Regions from separate parts of the Homo sapiens genome. Here regions 1 and 2 are each linked to region 3. Evidence: chromatin contacts called from ENCODE Hi-C or POLR2A ChIA-PET data. All regions are on one chromosome and are shown on one strand. The core of a region is the stretch at or near the end of the contact, and the rest is flanking DNA. Distances in the headings are between cores, read along the strand shown.

What was found. A loop is a pair of places that touch in the nucleus more often than their neighbours do. ChIA-PET counts read pairs that join two places held with the same protein, here RNA polymerase II (POLR2A). Pooled maps may share reads with other maps.
Region 1: a loop to region 3 is called in a pooled map, with 8 times the contacts of the local background. The contact joins the promoter of TRMT10A here to the promoter of SLC9B2 in region 3. A Hi-C loop is called at or near these places in 1 of 168 maps with a recorded cell type or tissue (CD8-positive, alpha-beta T cell) and 7 of 50 pooled maps. POLR2A ChIA-PET finds 5 or more read pairs at or near these places in 1 of 52 experiments (activated T-cell).
Region 2: a loop to region 3 is called in a pooled map, with 5 times the contacts of the local background. The contact joins the enhancer-like site here to the promoter of SLC9B2 in region 3. A Hi-C loop is called at or near these places in 2 of 37 single-sample maps with no recorded cell type and 4 of 50 pooled maps. POLR2A ChIA-PET finds 5 or more read pairs at or near these places in 1 of 52 experiments (activated CD4-positive, alpha-beta T cell).

The regions. Positions count from the first base shown.
Region 1 is chr4:99,562,441-99,567,311 of GRCh38, forward strand. TRMT10A (tRNA methyltransferase 10A) reads right to left here and starts at 1,599. Exons shown (of 8, transcript NM_001134665.3): 1 at 1,473-1,599. It also overlaps a transcript of MTTP not described here. RefSeq lists enhancers at 703-1,902, 1,138-1,267, 1,618-1,677.
Region 2 is chr4:99,849,889-99,854,695 of GRCh38, forward strand. It overlaps DAPP1 (dual adaptor of phosphotyrosine and 3-phosphoinositides 1), which reads left to right. Exons shown (of 9, transcript NM_014395.3): 4 at 3,330-3,460. Among named protein-coding and RNA genes, the nearest start is that of DAPP1, 35 kb to the left of the region's middle. Within about 2 kb of position 1,448, at least 2 of the 41 ENCODE cell types and tissues checked have a DNase peak (open chromatin) inside an H3K27ac peak, as active enhancers do.
Region 3 is chr4:103,073,968-103,078,756 of GRCh38, forward strand. It overlaps SLC9B2 (solute carrier family 9 member B2), which reads right to left and starts at 2,794. Exons shown (of 12, transcript NM_178833.7): 1 at 2,217-2,794. BDH2 (3-hydroxybutyrate dehydrogenase 2) reads right to left here. Exons shown (of 10, transcript NM_020139.4): 10 at 3,625-4,789. RefSeq lists a silencer at 2,454-2,563 and an enhancer at 2,674-2,793.

The DNA.
Region 1 (4,871 bases), core at 349-2,848, 3.5 Mb before region 3:
TCAGAAAAATCTCAACGAATGTGGGAATAATGCAGATTGGAATTAATGACTTGACAGCGATAGCAAAGGAATGCCTTTTTTTTTTTTTTTTTTTTTTTTTTTTGAGAGGGAGTCTTGCTAGGTCGCCCAGGCTGGAGTGCAGTGGCGCAATCTCGGCTCACTGCAACCTCTGCCTCCCGGGTTCAAGCGATTCTCCTGCCTCAGCCTCCCGAGTAGCTGGGACTACAGGTGCGCGCTACCACGCCCAGCTAATTTTTGTTATTTTTAGTAGAGACGGGGTTTCACCACGTTGGCCTGGATGGTCTCCATCTCTTGACCTCGTGATCCACCCGCCTCGGCTTCCCAAAGTGCTGGGATTACAGGCATGAGCCACTGCGCCCGGCCTTTCTTGTTTGTTTGAGACGGAGTTTCGCTCTTGTTGCCCAGGCTGGAGTGCAATGGCGCAATCTCGGCTGATTGCAACCTCCGCCTTCTGGGTTCAAGTAGTTCTCCTGCCTCAGCCCCCCCAGTAGCTGGGATTACTGGCATGCGCCACCACGCCCGGCTAATTTTGTATTTTCAGTAGAGACGGGGTTTCACCATGTTGGTCAGGCTGGTCCCGAACTCCTGACCTCAGGTGATCCACCCGCCTTGCCCTCCCGAAGTGCGGGGATTACAGACGTGAGTCACCGCGCCCGGCCAGGAATGCCCTTTTAAAAGACATGCGGACTAAACGTGGAGGAGCGAAAAGCCCTTTGTTCACTTCAGTTGTCAAGCCTTTTGGGCAGAGGGTTGGGAATGGAAGGGGCAGATGAAATTCTTTCAGAAAGTGACAAGTAATGTGTTGCCATCCTCTTCATATCTGTAGAAAAATTCCCAAATTTAAAGTATTTCAGTGAAATCAAGTAACACTTCGATCTTTATAAAACTGTCCTCAGCTCACAGCACCTGCAGCAACTTCCCCTCGGGCTCTCTACATTTCAGAGAGTTCAGCGACGTCAGCCCTTTGCAGGAAAAATGAGGTAAGGCAGCTTTAAAGAGGTAAAGCCCACGGTCTCTAGCCACGAAGTGGCAGGGCCATAACACGCTTTCCGGCCCTTTAGAGTACAGATTTCCCACTGATTCTTTGCAAACTCACTTTTCACATACTACGGGCCGATGGCAACCCCAAAACACACGCCGACGGAAAGCGCCCCACCACGGGGCGGAGCCTCGCCCACTATCCCTTCTAGGCTCCCAGCCAGCAAACGCATTTCAGAGACGGGATTAAGCTGTCTCTGGCGAACCAGGGAGCAGCTGGGTAGGCCGCGGGGGGCGCCTGTCATCGACGTCATTTCCTTCAGCAAGAGCGCCGCAGGAAACCACTTCCACACCACTGCTCCCCTCTCCCCCGGAAGCCCTTGTTGCTAGTAGGGGGCTGCATGGCACGCGCCCCTTTGCGTCCAGAGAATACCATAGTGCGGGGGAGCGCCAACCAGTGCCAGGACACTTACCGAGCTGAAGAGTTGACAGGGAAGTGAAATCTCAGAAAGAAAGCCTTTCTGGGTTGGCCTGGTTACGGCTCACGCTTCCTTCCACAGAAACTTCAATTCCCAGAGGCAGGGGCGGTAGTTACGCAGTGGAGGCTACGGCGGTTGCGTCTTACGTCATCGAACTGCGGCCATTTCGAACCCGCAATGGAAGAAAGGGGAGGGGTTTATGCGGGGCGGGGTCTGGAGTTAGTGTTTTGGGAGTGGGAGGTAGTTACAGTGATGTCTGTTTTTTCCCGTTCAAGAATTAAGTGTGTACCTGCAGACGTGTATTCATTCATATATTCTTGTGAGTATTGGATGAAGGAATTAAGATAGTCCCACTGTTAAAAATGCAAAACAACGAAGAAAGGCTCCTAATTTTTCTGTGTTGAAAATGAGAGAAAAACATCTCTTGCCTATATTATTTTTAATTTATACAGAAAATTACCATATCACATGATTTTACATAACTCAAGTGGAAAATTAAATTCAAAAAGTGAGTCAGATTCACAATAAAATGCATTTAAATTTAGAATCTGTAAGGCTTTTTTATGGCTGAAGTAAAACAGCCATAGCTTTACTCTTTATTCATTCCTTGAGCTATTTTTCCTATGCTGTTTTGCAAAACATCAGATGACATTTCATTGTTTATAATACTTGACCTTATATAATCTTTTGCTATATATAGATCATGTCAACTGAGAGAGAAATGAAATACAACCCCGTAGATTGTCATTTTCTATTTAGTTTTTTTCTCCTCTACTTCTAATAGGTGATTATTGCAGAATTTGAAGGTAAGAATGAGGTTTGCATCTTGAATAGAAGACTGGCTTCTCATATAGAAAGAATTTTGAAGTAAATTATCCTTGAAGATATTTGAACATGTTTAAAGGCTTCAGTGAATAGAAAATTAAATCCAGAATTTGAGATTCTCTAAAAGAGCCGAAATTTCTTTGACTTTAGTTACAAAACTAAAGTCACTCTTGCCATAAGCCCTTAAATTTTACTTGAAACACTGTATCAGCTATAACACTGTTGTGAGTCCCTCTTCTGTTTCTTCCTCATCTCAAACCTAAAAGATCTTTGTTAACTGAGCACTGGCAAAAAAGTCTGGATCCACTTCTGATCTGTTAGTAGGGCATCTTTTTTCAGCTGCCTCCATATGAGGGCAAAGAGTAGCTGAGGGAGGATTAGTAATTGGATATGTAGCCCTTCACATGTAGGTCATTAAATTCAGGCTGGCAAAGTGATGTGCCAAATCTTTCCACAGCTGTTCAGTTGCTCCTATGGGATCTGTTTTATAAATAATTATACAGTTTTTTCAGAGTTAATACCTGGCCTCCTTAGATATTTTAAACAAAGTTTTAAAGCAAAAAAAACCACTTCATATTCTAATAATGAAGTCAATAAATTTTCTTTTGACATAGACATTTAACTTTGTAGTCATTTGGTGCAAAATTTAAAATGATTCTATTATTAATCCAAAGTAAGCACCAAAAGAGCACCAGCAAAAGTCAATTTAACAAAAAATTGAAACATATAGAAAGTTTAAGACGGTGAAATCATGTGAAACAATATTTTCATTGATTTGTAAAATTTATGTATTTATTTATTTGACACATGTATCGAGTTCTATGCGTTTTGTCTTAGTATTGGTGATACAGAAATGACGAAATCATGCTCTCTGTGCTTAAGGAATCCTTAATCTAATAGGGGAGCCAGCAGTAAATAAATACCATACAACATGTACTTGAGATGCTTGTACTTTGAAAGAAGCAACTAAATGCTCCTTGAGGCAGAGGACATAGTTTTGGAGATTAAATAATTTTGTTTCATCTTGGAAAGTAAGTAGGAGTTGTACAGGTGTCAGAAAAGTGAAGAAGTTTAAGATATTGGGAACAGTGAAAGCAAAGACCTAAGCGTGTCATAGTTTTGCACATGACTGAAAAGCTGTGGATAGAATGAGGAAGAAGGAGGAGATAATAACCCTAAGGGCTTCTCTAACTTGGACAACTGTAGGAATGCAGTAACATTAACCGGGTCATTTAGGGAATACTGGAAGAAAAATAGGTTTTGAGGCCGGGCGTGGTGGCTCACGCCTGTAATCCCAGCACTTTGGGAGGCCTAGGCGGGCGGATCACGAGGTCAGGAGATCAAGACCACCCTGGCTAAAACAGTGAAACCCCGTCTCTGCTGAAAATACAAAAACTTAGCCGGGCGTGGTGGCGGGCGCCTGTAGTCCCGTCTACTCCGGAGGCTGAGGCAGGAGAATGGCGTGAACCCGGGAGGCGGAGCTTGCGGTGAGGCGAGATCCTGCCACTGCACTCCAGCCTGGGTGACAGAGTGATACTCCGTCTCAAAAAAAAGAAAAAAAAAAAAAAAAAGAAAAATAGGTTTTGAAAAAATAGTTTTGTTTTAAAATATGTGCATTCTGGGGAGTCTGCAGGACATCTGAGTAGAAACAGATTTTAAAAAGAATGAGCACATACTTGTAGTTTAAGCTAATATAAGAGGTTGGACTCAAAGAGATACTACTCCATGGGTTACAAATGCATAGTATCTATGGGGACTGGAAGGTAGCAAATGAGAGAAGCGTCTAGAAGGAAAGTATCACAAACCTGAGAGTGCAATTCCTCTTTAATCAGGATAAAAGTTCCAGGAGAGAATATGGGCTTAATGGCACCAGATCTCATTTTTTTAAGAACAGCCATAAATATGAAATCTGGTTTTAAAGTGTTGGCAGCTATTTTGTTTGTTTTAAAATACTGAGCAGACTAAATAAAATATGTCTGTGGGCTATATTCAGACAGTTGGCAACCAGTTTGTTAAATTGGGCCCTAGTTGGTAGAATAAGAAGGAGGCTACAGACAGAACTAGAACTTTAGGACATAAAAATACAGTAATAACTATGATTATGAACCCCTCCGTAAGTTTGATTTCAAAACATTGGGCAATCATTACAAATTCCATTATTTTAAGCTTAATTCTAAGTCTTAGGATACTCTTCAGCAAGTTGGGAGTTGAGGAGATGTGGAAATAGAGTAACACTTGTGAGTACTTTAATTTCAGGCTAGGAAAGCCAAAAAGAAACCCATTTTTAAACATGACTTGAAAGGTAGCTACAAGGAAGAATCGGCCACTCATCTATAATCATTTCAACCTGCATTTCGACTGACTCCAAAAATACAGAAAAAAAACTTTAAAATGTATTTGTACATTTACATACTTATACATACATATTACTGGTATCCTCCCACGTAATATATGAATATTGAAGACTCTGGGAAGGTGATTAGACAGGCAGTGTAGTCTGTGAACTTCCTGAATCTCCTGATAAAAACAGGTAAAGCATCTAGGATAGACAATAACAAAATCCCAGAA
Region 2 (4,807 bases), core at 198-2,697, 3.2 Mb before region 3:
ACTGGCTTTGAAGACAGAGGAAAATGGCCACAAGTCAAGACATGAGGGCACCTCTGAAAGCTGGAAAATGCAAAGGAATGAATCCTCCCTAGAGCCTCCACTAGGAAAGCAGCCTTGCCAGTTTTAGACTAGTGAGACCCATTTCGAACTTCTGACTTCCAGAATTGTAAGATGATAAATCTGAGTTGTTTTAAGCTGTTATGTTTGTGGCAATTTGCTACAATAGCAATAAAAAATTAGGCCAGGCACAGTGGCTCACGCCTGTAATCCCAACACTTTGGGAGGCCGAGGCGGGTGGATCACCTGAGGTCACGAGTTCGAGACCAGTCTGGCCAACATGACGAAACCCCGTCTCTACTGAAAATACGAAAATTGGCCCGGTGTGGTGGTGGATGCCTGTATTCCCAGCTACTTGGGAGGCAGAGGCAGGAGAATCGCTTGAACCTGGGAGGCAGACGTTGCAGTGAGCTGAGATCGTGACATTGCACTCCAGCCTGGGTGACAGAGCAAGACTCCGCCTCAAAAAAAAAAAATTAACACAGGTATTATTATGTGAAGTGTGTGCCTGGTCGTATCAACTAAGTACATCTTTCTGGAGTGTCATTTAAAGCATTATTTTCATATTAAGTATTAAATATATGAAGTAGAATGAAAATTAAGCATCAACTTTGAAGATAAAGTATAAGAGTTCAAAATGTATCTAATTTGGGAGCTGCTTTGATCCCTAGGCTTCAGTTCCCCTCTCCTCTTCTGTAAGGTGAAAGTGTTTGAGAGGCACCAATTTAACTATAGTTAATCACAAGTAGTGATTACTAGACTACCACCATTTTTATTCCTAGCAGAATGTTGCGTCTAGGTCTTTTTTAAGATTTCAAAATCCATGTCCCCAAAGATGCAATCATTCAAATTTTATTTAAGGATTTAAAAATATTCTGTCAAAGAATAATAATATCTAATATGTTATCATTCTCCCACAAACATTTATTTGGTGCCTTCTGAAGGAAGCATAATTATTCTCACTAGTAAGGAGCAGAAGCTTGTAATGGTTGTCCAAGGCCGATAAGTACTGAATGGCGGTAGTGACAATTGAACCCTGTTCCTCTGCCTGTGCATCCAGTGCTCTTTCCAAGGGTCCAGAGTGACTATGAAGCACATCACTGGGAGTGTTTCTTAGGGTTGGGAGCCAGCGCTGAATTTACCATGCATCTACAATGTGAGCACTGTGTTCACAGAGCCCCTGAGCCTGCACAGCAGCTACTCTTGATATAGGTACTGCTGCTTTCATTCTGACTGTAAAACTGTAGCCGGCCCCTTCTCCTCATATGACTGGATCTGTTCTTATGGGAAGATCACATTGACAAAAGAGAGCACAATGTGCAAGAATGGGACGGTTCTGATAATGGCAAAATCTGTTTTTCATTGTGATCCCAATGCTGCAATGCCAATGAGAGACAGAAAGAGGAAGGGCCAGAGGCTTTCATTCTTCTCTGAGGTCGAGATCAGACACCCTCTTCTGGCTTTTCTCAACAGCTTTTCATTTTACAGCAGCACCTTATCTGGGCCCAAGTATCAAAAGCCACAGTTCTGTTTTTGCAGTCAGACATTGTATGTATTCAAGTATCATAGACAGGTTTTGTTTTGTGTAGTTTTTTTTTTTTTTTTTTTTTTTTGAGACAGAGTCTCACTCTGTCACTCAGGCTGGAGTGCAGTGGTGCGATCTCGGCTCACCGCAACCCCCGCCTCCCGGGTTCAAGCAATTTCCCTGCCTCAGCCTCCCGAGTAGCTGAGACTACAGGTGCCTGCCACCACGCTCGGCTAATTTATTTTTGTTTTTATTTTGTATTTTAGTAGAGATGGGGTTTCACTATGTTGGCCAGGATGCTCTCGATCTCCTGACCTCATGATCCACCCACCTCAGCCTTCCAAAGTGCTGGGATTACAGATGTGAGCCACTGTGCCCGGCCTGTTTTGTGTAGATTTATCATTAACATTAGGGTGTTTTTTAACCACAGAGGAGACATTTTTCTTTTTCATTTTCTCACTCTTACTCTAATTCAGGTTCTATACTCTCCAGATCTTTCAAATCTTTTCAAAGACGCCCTTCCTGATGACCCTTGTAAAATATCACCCTCTCCCAACCCTACCTTTTCTATTCTCTATCCCTTTACCATGCCCTATTCATTTTTTCCATAACACTTCTCACACATAAAATATTTTTTAAATTTTTTTTCTGTCTCCTCTACCTAGAACATAAGCTCGATAAGAGCATTTAAACTCCTTTGTGTGCTATTGCATTCCCAGTACCTAGACAAGTGCCTGGCAGAGTGCAAAGCTCTGTAAATATTCGTTGAATGAATTGCTGAATTCTTTACATCTCTTCCATGTCTGGTACAATCTTAGGCTTGCTATAGAAAAGACCCTAGTAAAATTAAAAGCAAGAAACCATAGCAAGAAGAAAAAAAATCCCCTTAAGTTGCCTCTTTTTGTAGTTAGTTTCTAGTTTCTGATTGACTGATTGATTGAGGGAAGGATTTCAAGAAGGAAATGTCAGAAACATAGACTCAGAACTGCTCTGAGCCCTTGGAACAAAGTTCCCCAGCCCCCCATGCCTGGACCCCCTGGGCTGAGCCCTTTTTCTGCCTGGAGGCTCCCCTCTCCAGATGGAAGGGGAAGGAGGCAATCACTTGTGAGCACCAGCTTGTTCAGGTCATGTTCACTTAGTAATGCAAAGACTTTGCTTGGTTACTTTCATTAATTGGGTAGTATCAGAGAGTAGGGAGAATGCTCACTTTTTTGAAATCCACTAATTTGTTACACGTTTATTCGGAAACTGATTGATAGGAAATAAGGGCAATGGAATGGATCTTCCTCTACCCTAGTGCTTTTGTTTAGTCTTGTTCTCATGGCTTTCATAAAGCCTTCCTGGAAAACTTCCAGTTACTACTTAAGATCTAAATCAAATGTCACCTCCTTTATGAAAGCTGTCCTGAATCCTTTCATGGAAAGGTTCTTCAAGCAGTCTGGGGATGATTATCATGCTTTGCTCACACGGCTGCCATTGGTCTCATCACCCTGTTCATTTAAACGACCATATCTGTTACCAGTTCTGAGCACCAGGAGGCCAAGGAACATCTCCATCATGCTTTATATCTCAGTGTCCAGCTTAAGTGCCTTATACCTAATTGGTATTTGATAACTGTTGAGATAATGAGCGAGGGAATACATGAAAAAAACAAAAGACTTTCCAATCCAGCCACAGTTATCCAGTTAGCATTTGGACCTTCCTTCTGGGAACACTGTTCGATTATATATTTTTCATCTTCATTCAGGCACTCTGATGGTTCTAAAACATCCCTACCCAAGAAAAGTGGAAGAACCCTCCATTTATGAATCTGTCCGGGTTCACACAGCAATGCAGACAGGAAGAACAGAAGATGACCTTGTGCCCACAGCACCTTCTGTAAGTGACCTTCAACGTGACCACAAGCTCTCTCCCTGTCTAAAATCAATCAAGTTCAATAAAAGTTAATAAGAGTGTATTTGTTCACATAAAAATTCTAGCTTGGAATATAAAACTTGGAAAGGAATGTGAGATTTGAAGCCTATGACTCAGTTCATCTGGTCCTGGGTAGATCATAAAAATTACAATGCAGCCAGACATGGTGGTTCATGCCTGTAATCCCAACATTTTGGGAGGCCAAGGTAAGAGAATTGCTTGAGCCCAGGAGTTGGAGACCAGCCTGGGCAACATAAACATCTCTACAACAAACTTTAAAAAATATTAGCTGGGCATGGTGGCATGCACCTGTAGTCCCAGCTACTCAGGAGGCTAAGGTGGAAGGATTACTTGAGTCAAGGAGGTTGAGGCTGCAGTGAGCTGTGATTGTGCCACTGCACTCCAGTCTGGGTTACAGAGTGAGACCTTGTCTCAAAACGAACAAATGAAAGCAATGCAATAGTAATAGGATTTTAAATACTTCGAAAATGGAACTTAAATCTCTGTCCTTAGTTAACCAAACAACTTCAAAGTAGAATGGAAAAGAGAAGTTTGCATTCACATAGTTTTCTAAACTGTTTTCTCCTACAATTTTCTTATATTAAGAAAATATATTTTTTTAAATATTTCAACTATCTATGGAAGACAAATATTCTCCACCTTTACTATAAAAACTCAGGGTATTATTTTTTCTAGCTTTTTTTCCTTTACTGACTGAAGTTTACAGACAGAAAACACTTGTGCTTCTTTGCAACGTGAGCCATTGTTCAATTTCAGTGCAATTGGAGCACTCATTGTTTGTCCAAGAGTCCATTTATGTTTGTTCTGTGAACTGTGACTCTGCAGAGGTTCCTCTCCAACACCCTTTTCCCTTCATTATTCTGAAGGCCCTTCTATTTGTTGTCTCTTCCTTGTTTGCTGAATACTCCTGGTATAAGAAACCTCTATTTGGGCAGATGATAAAGAAGATAATACCCAAATAAATATCAAGAACTAATTCTGGATAGTAATCATGACACTTGAAAAATAATCACTTGAAGATATTCAGCTACAAATTATATTAAAATAAGTGTAACTTTCTATATCTGCAGTACTTTTCTCTACCCTTGACCAGAGAGATCTTTCTTAAAAAGAAGGCTTGCCACATGACCTCTGCTTTACATCCTTTGGTGATGCCTTTTGTGTTCATGGCCCACCTGGACCCTGCTTGCCTCTCTGTCTTCATCTCATGCTACTCCCACACTCACACTGTGAAACCTGTCTCTCTCAACATTGTGCTCTTTCTCCTCTCCCTACATCTGAAATGCTGCC
Region 3 (4,789 bases), core at 1,544-4,043:
CTTTGCCACTTATTGGCTAAGGAGTGAGCATGATTCATTTCTTGCCATTGGAATTTGTAGGCAAGACTATTGGGGCATATTACATAAGATTTTCCTTCTTAATAAAGACAGAGAGAGAGGAGGAAAATCCTCTCCTCTTTTTGTCTTTAAATGACCAGGTAAAGAGGCAAGGGAAGTTGGGATTGTGGATGGGTTTCTTGGGACAATTCTAGCAGCCATCATTCACCCATGAAGAAAAGTCAAGATTAGCTGAACACAGAAAGCAACATAGAGCCCTGATATTACTGAGCTACTGAACAAACCCTGGACCCACCTACCTTCAAACATCTTCATGTATGAGCAAAGTACATCTGTATTTTTGAAGGGAGTTTTGGCTGAATATCCTGTTACTTGCAGCCAAAAGCATCCTAACCAATATAACAGGTGATTTTGTTGCAGAACCATCCCTGAGAAGCCCTGATGAACAGCAGTGATGAGGAACCTCTGTCTTACAAACTTTAGTTTCTATCTTTCTAGCTTCTTGTTACAGTGCAAAATCATCATAGACAATGAATGATCAGAACACTGCCTTTGTATTGAAATTTCTCAAAAATGTCCAGAAAATAACATTTTATAAAGTTAAAAATTAGTGCCAAGGTTTTCACTGCCATTCTTTTAGTCAACAGAAATTATTTGGATTGTAAGATTATGTATTTCCCCTCCTCTACCCTGAAGTTAAATTGTAATATTTGAATACTGAATGAAGAAAAGTTGGACTTATAAACGTTTGGTTGTTTTCCAAATTTCCACTCATGAAACAAAACAACAACAATAAAATATCACTACTATTGCTGCCTGGAGTTTCATTTCTGCTTTTTCTACTTGAAGAAATTCAAAATCTAACTCAAATGTCACCTTCTCAGTATTTCCTAACTCCAACATTGACAAACTGTCTCCCTCGTTTTCCTCTCTGATGATTCATTCATTCATTCAACAAACAAGAGCTATTAAGCTCTTGTTACGTCCCAGTCCTTGAGCTGAGGATTCAGAAGTGAACGGTCTTAAATAGTTCCTATATTCAGATCTTGTAATCTAGTTACAGGATGATAAAGGATGATAAATGATTCCTAAGCAATCACAATGAAATATGGTTAAGTTTCAACTTTAGACACATAACAACCCCATCCCTTAACAAGTTTCATTTCCTTTTTTTTCTTTTCTGAGATGGAGTCTTGCTCTGTCACCTAGGCTGGAGTGCAGTGGCACAATCTTGGCTCACTGCAACCTGTGCCTCCTGGGTTCAAGCGATTCTTCAGCCTCAGCCTCCGGAATAGCTGGAATTACGGGCGTGCACCACCATGCCCAGCTAATTTTTATATTTTTAGTAGAGATGGGGTTTTACCATGTTGGCTAGGCTGGTCTCGAACTCCTGACCTCAGGTGATATGCCCACCTCGGCCTCACAAAGCCTTAACAAGTTTCTCTGGTGTGATAGGCACAAGAGTAACAAAGATGACTAAGATGCAGTCTGCCCTTTAAGGGATGGTCAGAGACTGATATGTGTTTACCAAAATCGTTTACTCTTCTGCCTGGGTCCATAGTACATTTCCAGTCTCCCTTGCAGGTCAGTGTGGCATGTGACTGAAGTCTGGTCAATGGCATGTGGACATAAATAGTATGTGATTTCCAGTCCTCACCCATAAGAAACAATCCTCATGCAATCCTCTAGTAGCTTTTCTTTTTCTGTCCGTTGCCTGGAAACTAAGGACTCCAAGGTCTTAGGGGATAGCAAAGCCATAATATAAAAGGAGTTTGGGTTCCTGAATAATTGAGTAGAAGGCCAACAGCTGAACACGTGAATGGACTTGACATGAACGAGAAATAAGCCTGAACTATGTTTAGTTACTGAGATGTTTTACTTTATCTCTTACAGCAGCTACTGCTGTCTTAAGGTTATATTCTTCAGTCAATAGCATACGATGATTCTTAGCACCTCGAGGATGCTAACCCAGTCCACAAAGGCAACACCCCCTCTGGTTAATCTGAGAACTAAAATAAAAGCAAGCAAGAAAACCCACGCCAACACCTTACAACAGTAAACAGACACGCGCCCGTCACCGGGTGTACAAACAGAAAAGGCTGGGCCCCTCGCTCGCGTCTCCGGTCCAGCAGGCCTACAGGGTACCCGCCGCTGGCGCTGGGTTTATTTTTACCCTTAGTGTCTCTGGGGCCTCTCACCTGGCAGTCTCCGGCGAAGTCGACCAGGCTCCGTCTGAACGATTAGGAAAGGGGCTGTGGGGGAGGCGGCGGAGCCCGGTCTAGCCACCGCGCTCTGGGGTTCCCGATTCGCGCATCTTCCCAGGCTGAGCCGGGAGGCTGCGTTGACTGCAGATAAACGGTCTCAGGGCGCGGCACCGCGTGTAGTCGGCCCCGCCTTTCGCACGAACCCGCTGGGCGACACCGCGCAGGGAGGTCCGACCCGTCGGCGCCGGTACAGGCTCCGGAGTAAGCATGGGTTGGTCCGGGGCCCGCAGCGGCAGCCCCGTGTGCCCTCCGCCGGGTTTCAGGTCCGGCGGCGCGGGTGCAGAGCCGCGTGCGATGCCTGGTGCGCGTGGCTTCCCCCGGAAAGGTGGCGCCAGGCCGACCATGGGCCCACGTCCCGGGGCCTCGGAGCGGCACCGCGCGGTCTTTCAGCTGCTTATCCTCCCTGGGCGGGTCCGCAGGCTTCTGGGGCCAGGACCAGCGAGCTCCCGGGAAAGCTTCCCGGAAAGCTTACCCAGAGAGCGCGGACCCAGGCGCCGAGTCTTCCCGGAGATGACGAGACACCGCGAGAGGAGCACAGCGCAGGCTCCTCGGGACTCCGCGGCGCAGGCCGGGCAGCCCGTTACTTGTTTTATCGTTCCCGAAACCAACCTCTAAGTTGTCTATCAGTCCTCCACCTTTTAGCTGTACCTCTTAGAAGTGTCTTCTCAGCTGCGGTGGGAAGATAGGATTCTTTCTTAAGGTGACCAATTAAATGGCCGGATAAAAGACTTGTTCTGCCCCCCTTTATCGCTTAACACCTGCCCTTCTTGTTGTATTTTAGATTTTTAACCCTTCTATCAGCAGTGTGATTCTATTTCATTTAATTCTCATTTCATGTTTGTGTCTTCCTTTTCTCTGTATTTCCTCTTGTGTGTGTTAAGACGCGCGCACCCCTTACCTGTTTTTCACTCCTGTAAGCAAGTGCCAATCTTAATCACCGCTTTTCAAGCAAGGGAGATTATCCTCAAATTTCTCCACCAGTCAGAAACCATTCATTCTTGTCTCTCAGGTCCTCTTTTGTGATGAACCTATTGGATAGGTTCCATCCAATACCCTTCTTCAGATCATCTGAAATGATTATTTTCCTAAACGGAACTCTTCCTCTCCTAAAGCTTGTAAAAATTTCTAGTGACATTCAGCTTCCTCTTACCACAGGAATGACATATATTTTTCCTTTTAGTCATATGTACTTCATTAATATATCACCTGATTTGATTAACATGACTTTGGAGAACATTGAATTTTTTGGCTAGATTTTACTTCGTTTTTATTGCTGATAGTGTTTATAAAAATGTTTTATAGTTTATGGTCGGCTGTGAGAAAGACTAACTCAGATCATTTGTTAATGTTGGAGCCCATTTTGTAGAATTCGTTGTGCATTTATTTAAAATTTATTTGTTCATAGCTATACATATATTATACATGTATACCTGCTCACAGCATAAAGTATTTCATGACATACTTGTAAGAGTCAGTGTTCTATGAATTCACTAGAGAAGTTACAGCATTTTGATTATGATACACGAAAAGAAACCCAAGTCATTTAGCTTAACTCCTTAATTTCATAAACCAGAAAACTAAAATCCAAGATAGATTGGGTGACTTGGTCTAGATCACAAACCAAAGTTAGCCATAATTCGGTAGTGTAGTGCCCGGTCCAAAACCTCATAGATAATCTTATAATCAATGGACTCTTTCTGAATGCTAGTCAAAATGTCCTTTTGTGTGAATTTTAATGTACCGTCATCAACTGCATGATATTCTTCCCCATACACAAAGTGTTATCTTTTTGTTGTCCATTTCAGAATTTTCCATGTTAATATTAAAGTTCTAGGAAAAAAGGCTAAGAATCACTGCACATTTATTGAGTATCTCAGTGTGCATCATACCATTTGGTCATTTGAGGTTGCAACAAGTAAAAAACAAACATAAAACCCTTAAATTAAAATAAAAACAAAAAACTTTGCCCTGACAATGTTACAGAATTAACATCCATAAATTTACTTTTCTTGAAAAATTTATTTTCTTTAATTTCGTTTGTTTCCTGTTACATAATTTATATTTAAATTTACATTTATTTATCCAGAAACTATGTCCAAATTTTATGTCCTCTTTTCTGTTATCCTGGAGTTTGGTGAAGAAATCTGTACTTAATTTAGAAAAGAAATCCCTCTAACTGACAATATTGTTAGCTAACTATATATTTCTTAGGCCCATGTCAAATATCATTGCTTATTTTAATAAAGATTGTTTAGTTAGACTAAGAAAATAGTAAATAATAAGGGATGGCATCCGTTAAGTATAAACACTGGATTATTTTTCATAACATAACAGGTCAACAATATCGTTTTGAGGCTGAACTCCTTTACTCCTTTTACTGTAAGCTATTGAAGCCAAACTCCTTCCTACCTTTGTTCATTTATGATGGTGTAAAATTTTAAAATTAGGATCTACATACAGAACAATGCAGAATTATATAAAAATATTTGAATATTGAAAAATGAAGT